2 separate regions of the Mus musculus genome follow, and region 1 is linked to region 2. Evidence: chromatin contacts called from ENCODE Hi-C or POLR2A ChIA-PET data. All regions are on one chromosome and are shown on one strand. The core of a region is the stretch at or near the end of the contact, and the rest is flanking DNA. Distances in the headings are between cores, read along the strand shown. Region 1 holds the start of Med25 (mediator complex subunit 25). Region 2 holds the start of Akt1s1 (AKT1 substrate 1 (proline-rich)).

Region 1 (4,870 bases), core at 481-2,980, 43 kb after region 2:
CCTACATGGCTCTGGTGGTCTGTCCCCAGGGATCCCACTGGTCACCCATTCTTATCTGGACCAGGATAGACTCACCTACCAAACAAGTGGTGACAAAAGTGATGGACTGTCACTTGGTCATCAAAAAAGCCTGGTGGCTTCCTCTTTGCCCCCTGGATTCACTCATTCACTCTGAGCAGAGCCAGCTGCCAATCTGGGCATCACTCTGCTATATGCCAGGGCATGATGGCAAAGAGCCAGCAAGGAACTAAGGCTCTGTCCACAGCCGCAGAACAGCCATCATAGCCATCACGGCCTCATGGCCGTGGCTCTTTCAGGCATGCCAGAGAGTGGATGAACACAGCCCTGTGAGACCTGACCAAACACACACGGCCTGGCTTATCCTCCTGAGTTCCTGACATACAGATGGCTTCATGAGGAGCAACTGTGCATTCTGAAATCCTTAAAAGTGGGGTGGGAGTGGGGAAACGTTATACAGCAACAGACAGTCAAGAGCACTGAGAACAAATACGAAACGAGCAGCACAAAGGACCCTGGGACCCGACAGTCAAAGAGTTATCTGGGAAGAAGCCATGACTCTAGGCTGCCTGGCTCTACAAGCTGGTCATGGTGGCAGGTGTCTGTAATCCCAGCAACCAGAAAGTAGAAGCAGTCAGATCAGCAATTCAAGGCTACACTGTGCCAGGTGTGGTGGCCCATGCCTCTGATCCCAGCACTTGGGAGGCAGAGGCAGGTGGATTTCTGAGTTCGAGGCCAGCCTGGTCTACAGAGTGAGTTCCAGGACAGCCAGGGCTACACAGAGAAACCCTGTCTCGAAAAAAAACAAAAAAAAACAAAAAAGGCTACACTGTAAACTGTGACCCAACCACGTAAGGAGCTCTCAGGGCCCAGACCCATCCTGCAGACTCCTCTGGAGTAGACAGACAAGAGGAAGAAAGAAGAAGCTGACGGTAACTGGACACTCAGACAGGGACTGTGGTGACCCACACTGAGTTCTGCTGAGTGCGGGGCACTATTCAATCACAGGCCACCCTGCCCACAGTCTTTCTTGGGGGTACCCATCCTGCCCCAAATGGAGGCAAAGCTCACTTGATGCCATCGAGCCAGGTGACAAACTCATAGGCACTGCTGGTAGGTGCGTGACATTGTACATAGGACTCTGGAGCGCAGTCCACGGTGTTGAACACCACAAGGCTGTACTGGGTTCCACCATACTGGGAAGAAAGGACAGAACAACTTTACAACTGAGATCTTTGGCAAGGAACAGGCCATCCCAACTTCAGATCATTTTAGAAATAAGCTGTGAGCCCTTCTTCTCTCAAACCCAAGACTAAGGACCCCATCTTTCCTCCCTCAGACACAGGGGTCTACCGGCTTCCATCCCGTGACTCGGCCGCGCACTCACGTCTCCCCCAAAGTCCGTCTCTGCAGGGGGTCCCCCGTTGAAGTACCTGCAAAGACGGAGGAAAGGCGGGGTCGGCACGAGCTTTAGGTTAGCTAGGGCGGCGGGAGGCGACGAGAGGTCTCGCTCACTCACTCTATGGCAGGCAGCAGGTAGTGCTTGCGGAGCTCCTCGAAGTACGGCCCCAGGTTTGCTGTCCCCTCGATCACAAACACCACATCGGCGACCAGGCCCCCGGCCCGCGCCGGGCCTTCGGATCCGGGGACCATGCCCCGCGCCGCCGACGCCAGCGCCGCTGACGCCGTCGCCGTCCCGGGACGAACAGAAGTGCGCTTGCGCGGTGTGCGCAGCCCCGCCGGACGTCTGGCAGCTTCTGCTGATGCTGATACGGCCATGTTTGTGCGGGGCATTTTGCGAGCCGTGGTTTTATCTCTACCCTGGGGCATACCAACAACACGAAACTCTCAGAATGGGCACAACGAGCCCCTTTAAGGGCCTCTTGAAATCGAGCAAACTTTTGCGCACAACATCAAGCACGAAATAAATCGAAAAACGGCACATCCGGTCACCATCTTGGAGTCGAAATCTAGTTTCCGACTCCGGGCTAAAGGGAGGGTCGGGAATCCGGTTGCTAGGCAACGCGTACCCATCCGTTGTGGTCTCACACAGAGATTAAGTTAATAAATTCTGTTCTTTCTGACCGGGAACCGATGAAAGAGAGCGGTCCAATCACATCATTGGAAACGACGTTGCTAGGCAACACTGTAAAGTTGCCCGGGACTTGGAAGCGAAGCAGTTGTTTTTGCTGGGAAAGAAGGGAATTCCAATTTAAGTGGAGGTTGCTAGGCAACACCTAATCTCTGTTTTCTGGGAAAGAAGCCAGAAACAGAATCAAAGAAAATACATTCCTTATTAAAAAAGAAAAAAAGAAAAGAGAAAGAAAGAAAAGAAAAAAAGAAAAGAAAAAAAAGAAAGAAGAAAATAATAATACTATATATATATAAACAGTGCAATAGTAATGTCTGGTATAGTCGAGAAAACTGAGTCTCAGCATTGTAGCTAACAGCATAAGCCGAAGTGAATATAAAATGACCTGGAAACTTATGTGTGGACAGAAATTTACTAAATAAAGCGTACTAATGTAGAAAGATACAAAGCCGCGATGGCGCACGCCTTAAATTCCAGTGCAGAGCAGATGCAAGTGGGACTGAGTTGCAGTATCAGTCTACAGAGTGAGTTCCAGGACAGACAGGGCTGCACAGAGAAACCCTGTCTCGAAAAACAAAATAAGAAAAAAAGAAAAAGAAAGAAAAAAAGACAAGCGATTTTTCAAAACGTAGGTGGCAGGCATCCAAACTTGGCTCACTTGCTTGCATTTGCAAGCAGGTTAGCAACTGAGACATTGCCCCAGACCTTGGTTTTTGGTATCTCTTCCCCACCCTCCACTCCCAAGGCAGGCTTTCTCTGTGTTAGCCTTGGCTGTCCTGGAACTTGCTCTGTAAATTTGTGGAGCCTCCCAGAACTCAGAGATCTGCCTGCCCCTACCTCTGGAGTGCTGGGATTAATGGCACACGCCACCCAACCATTGGCGTGAACAAGCTTTTTTAACCCCAATGCTAACCCCAAAACTACAATTTTCCACGTTGAATTTTGTTTTGTTTTGTTTTCAGACAAAGTTTTTCTGTGTAACCCTAGCTGTCCTGAAGCTCACTGTAAAACAGGTTGGCTGTGAACTCAAAAAATGTTCTTGTCTCTGTCGGCCAAGTGCTGGAACTAAAAGCATGCATAGAATTTTTAAGGTTTCATTTATCTGTCTATCTATCTGTTTATTTGTGGATTTGGCAGGAGATATCAGAGTAGGCCAGGCTGGCCTTAAGGGACTGTGCAACCATGCACACATTTTAAAATTATTCTACGAATCTGTTTTTTCCATATACAGAGTACATTTGTTAATTATTCTGTAGGAACTACAGGAAATAAAATCCAGAATAAAAACAACATCCAAAAAAGTTACTTTAAAATATTGTTTCATAGGATCTAGAGAGATAGCAGCTAAGAGAACTGGCTGTTCTTTCAGCGGACTGCTATTCAAGTCCTAGCAACCACAAGGCAGTTCAACTCCAGTTCCAGGGTATCCAACACCCTCATATAGACACCCATTAAAGCAAGACATCAATGCACATGAAATATAAATAAATAAATTATTTTAAATTATTTAATTTAATAAACAAAGCAATTGCTCTCAGACATACAGTAATCAAGCAGCTAAAACTGCTAACTCAGCAGGGTGTAGCAATGCAACATGGGAGAACTGAGCATAAGGACCAAGGCCAGCCTGGGCTACACAGCACGATTTTGTCTCAAAAAATTATTTTGTTTTATTGTATCATTTAAAATACAGAAGGAGAAATCTAATATTTGTCGGTGGAAAAAATTGTTCAATTCCTTGCACTTATCAAAATTGAGTATAGCCGGGCAGTGGTGGTGCACGCCTTTGAGGCAGAGGCAGGTGGATTTCTGAGTTTGAGGCCAGCCTGGTCTACAGAGTGAGTTCCAGGACAGACAGGGCTACACAGAGAAACCCTGTCTCAAAAACCAAACAAACAAACAAACAAACAGAGTATAAAAAGACATTAGAAGGGCTGAGATGGGGGCTGGACTGGACTGGAGAGATGACTCAGCTGTTAAGAGCATTGACTGGTCTCCCAAAGGTCCTGAGTTCAAATCCCAGCAACCACATGATGGCTCACAACCATCTGTACAGCTACAGTGTACTCGTATATATAAAATAAATAAATAAATCTAGAAAAAAAAAAGAAAGGAAGAAAGAAAGAAAAAAGAAAGGAAGAAAGAAAGGAGACTGAGATGTTGAAAAAGGAATCGGAATTTCAAGGACACATGGCAAGTCCCAGGTCTGCATGGGCTACATGAGACCACACCTCAAAAATACACTAAACAACAACAAGCAAAAGAGAAAGAAAGGAAAGCAAAGAAAAAGAGAGTGGCTGGCATTCGCCATTCCAGGCCAAACAGCTACCCTGAGTTCCAGGCCAACCAGGCCTAAAGGCTGCAACTCACCCAGAAAGTAGAAAATAAAGACACGAAGCTGTAGCCATACTATTTTAATAGCCATACTATTTTAAACTAGAAAATAAATTTTGATTCTTACAGTGCGTGTGCCATGGCATGTGTACAGAGGCCAGCTTTGTGGAGTGAGCTCTCTATTCTACCATGAAGATTCCAGGGGTTACAAGCTTCTCAGGTCTTCATGGCAAGCCCTGGGATGTGCTGAGCCATCTCCCTGGCTCCTAGCCATCCTTTGGAAGAAAGCTTTGGAAGTGATAGTACAGTGATCATATCTGTGAAAATCTGTCTTGCTACCTCGGTGCTAACTTCTATTGTTGCATGGAACAAAGTTTTCCGTGTTTTACCTTTCGACACGATACACCATCATTGGCATTAATTCGT
Region 2 (5,178 bases), core at 2,262-4,761:
CCTTCTGTCCCAGCCCTCCAAGCACTGGGACTGCAAAGGGATGCGTCTGGATATTCTTAGCGCCTTCCGACCAGAACTGTGCTTCGACCATGTCCCGAAGCCTCCAACTGCAGCTGCAGAAGAACACACCAGCTCACAGGCCCGGCTCAGGCAGAAGCTTACCTGGCCAACAGCAGGTATCGGCTAAGGACTCGGAGCAGGGCTCGGGTACCCCCTCTGTGAAAGTGTAAGGCAGGCAGGGAGCCTCCAGCCTGGGTCACCAGGACCAGGTAGGCCCAGCTGAGGCCTGGCTTGGATCTGCGGATGGACTTGAGCTCCCCCAGGCTCACGGAGAAGGCCCAGGAGCTCCGGGAGGAACTGGGCTCTGCACCTGGGGGGAAGCAAAGAGTGGTTGGTGCTGTGAGAGAGGCGAAGGGTGTGTAGATCCACGCAGTGTGCTCTCTCAACAGCCTTGTCATCTGAGGCCTGGCTAGTAGCTACCCTCCCCCAGGCCTCTGGACCTGGGAAGAAGCCTGGTGGGCCACATGTCCGTTCCAGAATGTTCCAGAACCTTCTGTTTGAAAACTGTATTCCTCTACTTGGCACGCAAAGGTAAATCCACCCCTAGTCCTCTGGCTGTCTCACCTCTAGTGGCCTCTTTGCTCCAAGTCCCTACCTGAGCCACAACAAAAGGTTTGAGAAGCTGAACATGGTGACCCTCACCCTTTAGCCCAGTACTTGCCAGGAAGAGGCAGGCAGATCTCTGAGTTCAAGGCCAGCTAAGACTACAAAAGAGGCTACAGAGTAAGACCATGTCTTTAAAAAAAAGAAGAAAAAATAAAGAAATTACCCTGTGGTTAGCTGCTTGTCAGCCCTTCCACAACCCACAAACCTGGAAACCCCTAGGAGAATAACTCATTGGAAATGTCCAGAGCCAAGCCATTCTTTCCTAGGCCAGAAAGGAAGCATCTAGATGCCACCTTGACTATGGGCAAGGAAGCCATTGGAACCATGATCATGAAGGGCAAAAATGTGGTCCCCTAGACCACCATGGAACAGTTCCACCTACCTTTCCTGGGCTCTGCCAGGTGGGGCTGTGGCCGCACCGTGCTAATGACAGCCCAGTCAGGTTCATAGCCTGGGTCAAAGGTAGGTTCCTCCTCTGAGGTGCTGGGCTCACCCCGACTCGGGTCCTGGGAAGAAGAAATAACAGAATGAGGACCTGCGGTCTCAGGGTTTCCAGCCTGCAGCCTGAGAGCCCAGTGGGAAAGCGAGCTGCAGGACAAGGAGGGAATGAGGCGGGAGGGAGACAGCTTCATGGTGGCTGGCAGAAAGCCAGGCTACAACCCTACGCTTATGGAGTCAGGAGACAGCTGCTACACAGGTAAGTGCACAGAGACCACCTGCAGTCACAAGACCAACAGTCAGTCCTGACTTCAATGAGAAAGGACAGGCTCAGGGCTGGAGAGATGGCCCAGCGGTTAAGAGCACTGACTGCTCTTCCAGAGGTCCTGAGTTCAGTTTCTAGCAACCACATGGTGGCTCACAACCATCTGTAATGGGCATCTAAAGCCCTATTCTGGTGTGTCTGAAGACAGTGACAGTGTACTCATATAAATATAATAAATAAATCTTTAAAAAAAATAACCCTTTATTAAAAAAAAGAAAGAAAAAATAACCCTTTATTAAAAAAAAGAAAGAAAAAAGAAAAGAACAGACTCACACCCCTGCTCTCAGCCCTTTCTGTGTTCTTGTCAAGATTCCTCTGTGTCCTTCTGACTTTTCACTGTAACTGAATAAAGAGCTTCAAGTGGTAGCCATTGTCATTGTAACTAGCTGTGAGTCTACAGGGGGCACTGATGATGGACAGACAGGGGATACTGTTGAGCAGGGCCAGACATAGGCTCAATGGGTAAGACAGATGGCCTAAGTTCAGTCCAGAGAACCCACAAGGAGAAATGAATGACCCCTCCGAGTAGAACACACACAAATAAGCAAATAAGTCATCTATGGCCAGAAAGATAGTGTAGTAGTTAGCAAGGCTTACTGTACAGTCCCAGAGACCAGAGTTCAGATCCCAGTCCCCACATACCATCCAAAGCTCCAGCATGTGTCTGCAGTGCTGTCTTCTGCATGCACTCACAGGTAGTGCACACACATGCTCACACATTCACACCCCCTCCACACCCCACACAATCTAAATCTTTGCGCTTAGTGAGAGGGTTCTGGACTTGCTGCCAAAACCGGCAACCTGGGTTCAACCCTGGAGCCCACTCGGTGGAAGGAGAGAACCTGCTACCACAGGTTATCCTCTGACCTCCACACACCCACACCGTGGCATGTGAATGCACACACACAATAAATAAATGTAATAAATAAACGTAAAGCAAACAGAGAGGAAAGAAAGCTGCCTCAGACCAAAACTAGGCCACACCCCTTGAGAAGTCTGAACCCAGCAGGGTCCCCTAAGGAGCCAAAAGGATATGGCATTAGGTCATTTCAGAAAGCAAACAGGCTCACAGGTTCCCGAGTACTCCCTGCCTTCCACTAGAGTGGGGAAGAGGAGCGAGTCGCCTACCTTCTTGAAGAGAATCTGGGTTGGGTCTCCAGCCTCCTCCACCGGAGCCCAGTGCAGAAAGACGTCGCTGTCCTGAGGGACATGGGGAGGACTTAGTAGAGTCACCCGAATGCCCCTCATCCCTCAATTCGAAGTTCCCACACATGTCACCTCCATCCCGGCCCACCTTTTCCACCACTCGTATGACGCCGGCGATGAGCGAGTCTGGATCCTGGTGTTTCCGGGCGCTGGTGTGCAGGTACACGCCTCCCTTTTCAAACACCACCTAGTGAAAGCCAAGGGTCTAAGGGAGGCGTTTTCCCCAGGGGCGGGGTCTAGAGCCCCTGACTGACAAGCGGAGATGGGGCGTGGCGAGTCTACAGTCCCGCCTCGCACCCCAGATGGGCGTGCGTTTTCCAGGGGGCGGGGCTAAGGGAGGCTCTCCCTAAGGACTGCGGAGAGTGACAACAGCATCGTAACTAGAAGCTGGTGCTTGCTAAGTTGACTCGGCCTAATCCCTGCACAGCAGAAGGTGGAAGCGGACCATCAGTGGGGGGCGTCTCCTGTAGATGAGCGAGGGAATGATTTCCAAAGTCTTACCCTGTAGCTGGATCCTTCCATTGCCGCCGCGGAGGTTCCACTGCCCCTATCTCCTCCTTTTCCGGGTCAACTTGGTGTCATATCCGGAAAAATAACGCTCCCTTCCAGGCTAGATAGTGGTAGCGTCCCCGAGGTTGTTAAGGCTGCAGTGGGTGAGACCATCTGTTTGAACAGGGTAGTAGAAACTCGAAGACATAGGTCACGAGGTGTAGAACGCAAAGTTGGCAAGGGTCAGCGGGACGGCGCAGGCGCACTGCGCCACTCTCGCCACGAAGTAAACAAGTAGGAGGACCCATGCTCGCAGCCCAACTCGTGATCGCTCGGGAACGCCTCCTTGGCCCTCTCCATATTTTATACTGGCATCGAAGCCAATACTGTGCCGTTTTTCTCGAGGACAAACCAGAGCGGCTTGGTGGAAGCCATGTTAATGCGGGGCACTACCATCTCTTTGCGGGGCACGACGGCGGGGTGCTGGAAAAGCGAAACGGAGAGAGGAAAAGGTGAGAGAAGCGGTATGGCACCAGAGGCGCTGAGGGGCTCGGGATAAAGGGTGAAGCCGTCAGTGCTCCTGGAAACGAAGCTGCCCCAAATTTCTGAGTCACCGTGGAAAGAGGACTGCACCACCATCTTGAAACTGGGCAAACCGAAGCAAGAAACGCTGCCATATTGAATCTTTGCCAGCTTTGTGTTAAAGGGAACGAGCGAGGGCCTAGAGGAGGGGGTCTAGTGTGGACGGAAGGAAGTGTCCATATGCTTTATAGGCATATGAAGCCATACTAACTGCCACGTCGGGACGGGAGCAGACGTTGAATACGAACGAGGGACGTCATGCCGCTTGCGTGTGAGCATGGGCATGCAGTCATGCCGCTTGCCTACGCTTGTGTGAGCATGGGCATGCGGTCATAGTTGTTGCGGGCAATTCGAAACAGTAGCAAAAGTCTTTTGCCGTATTTTCCATCCGTGGGCACCCTTGCTGTCGCTCTTGCCCACGGCTTGCCGACGGAGCTTCTAGTTGCTATTTTGATTTGAGGCATGCAGGATAAGGGAGGGGGAGTGTACACAATGGAGGAGGGGCAGCCACACGGAAATGACGCAAGAAGCCGCCATGCCTTTTGAGGGCGGCGACGGCGCCTGGCCGGCCATGCTGGCTACGGGCACGTGAGTGGAGGCGGCGTTGTGAGCTGGGGTTTGGGGAGGGTCTGGCCTTCCTGAGGTTGAGGGGCAGTGGGAGGGCGAGCCCCCGTGGGAAGGGTATGGACTGCATAGGTCAGGGGGGCAGTGATCGTCCTGCGACTCCTGGCCGACTGCTGAAAGAGCTCACGCTCAACCCCATGTGTCTGACTCGCGACGAAGTGTAGACGAGCTTCACTGCGGGGGTGCCGACGGGCTGGAACCCTCACGCTGGCGGTGAACCATGTCCATACGGCTGTGTGTGCTGGGGGTCGCGGGTGGGTGAGGGGGCGCCCCGGGCGGGACTTCCGGTCCCGATCCCCACCGGGGGCGGGATTTCCTGTTGTGTTCCTAGAGCAGGGGCCTCTCTGGGCTGCGGGCGTGGTGTAGCCCTGGTCGGCGGCCTCACTTCGGTGGTAGGATCCTTCTTGGACGTCCCGCACCGTGTCCCGTGCTGCGGCCGTTTTCTTTTCTATCTCTCTTCACAACTGTCCTGGGAGGCCTGCACCTTCCCGCTGGACAGCTCCCCCTTCCTGGTTTGCCCCAGAGTCTTGCCTCATAGGAGGCCATAGGCCTAGGAGGTTGGAGTAAGTTGCCCTCATTCCAGCCGCCTTCACAAGTCATTCACTCGGTGACACTGCTGCTGTGGCTGCCCCCGAGATCTCGTGCAAAGAGGCTGAGACTTGCCACTCTTTGCCCTCACGAAAGTGAGGACCGAAGCTGTGTCATCTTGGATCAGTCACTTTCTTGCCCTTAGCCATAATCCTAAACTTCCAGCCTCCTTTATTAGCTAGGAGAGGTGGAAGGTGTGTGTAGGAGTTGCTGGGCGCCTTTTAAAGCTGTAGGTAGGACTTTGAGGCCCAGCAGACAGT

What was found. A loop is a pair of places that touch in the nucleus more often than their neighbours do. ChIA-PET counts read pairs that join two places held with the same protein, here RNA polymerase II (POLR2A).
Region 1: a loop to region 2 is called in a map of left cerebral cortex, with 7 times the contacts of the local background. The contact joins the promoter of Med25 here to the promoter of Akt1s1 in region 2. A Hi-C loop is called at or near these places in 7 of 37 maps with a recorded cell type or tissue (adrenal gland, heart, left cerebral cortex and 1 more). POLR2A ChIA-PET finds 5 or more read pairs at or near these places in 4 of 5 experiments (Patski and embryonic stem cell).

The regions. Positions count from the first base shown.
Region 1 is chr7:44,890,694-44,895,563 of GRCm38, forward strand. It overlaps Med25 (mediator complex subunit 25), which reads right to left and starts at 1,731. Exons shown (of 18, transcript NM_001331207.1): 1 at 1,538-1,731; 2 at 1,406-1,451; 3 at 1,090-1,214. The coding sequence starts at 1,671. It also overlaps a transcript of Fuz not described here.
Region 2 is chr7:44,845,713-44,850,890 of GRCm38, forward strand. Akt1s1 (AKT1 substrate 1 (proline-rich)) reads left to right here and starts at 3,512. Exons shown (of 5, transcript NM_026270.4): 1 at 3,512-3,636. It overlaps Tbc1d17 (TBC1 domain family, member 17), which reads right to left and starts at 3,367. Exons shown (of 17, transcript NM_001042655.1): 1 at 3,137-3,367; 2 at 2,724-2,822; 3 at 2,558-2,629; 4 at 1,049-1,172; 5 at 163-370. The coding sequence starts at 3,157. It overlaps Mir707 (microRNA 707), which reads left to right and starts at 3,987; the gene lies at 3,987-4,059.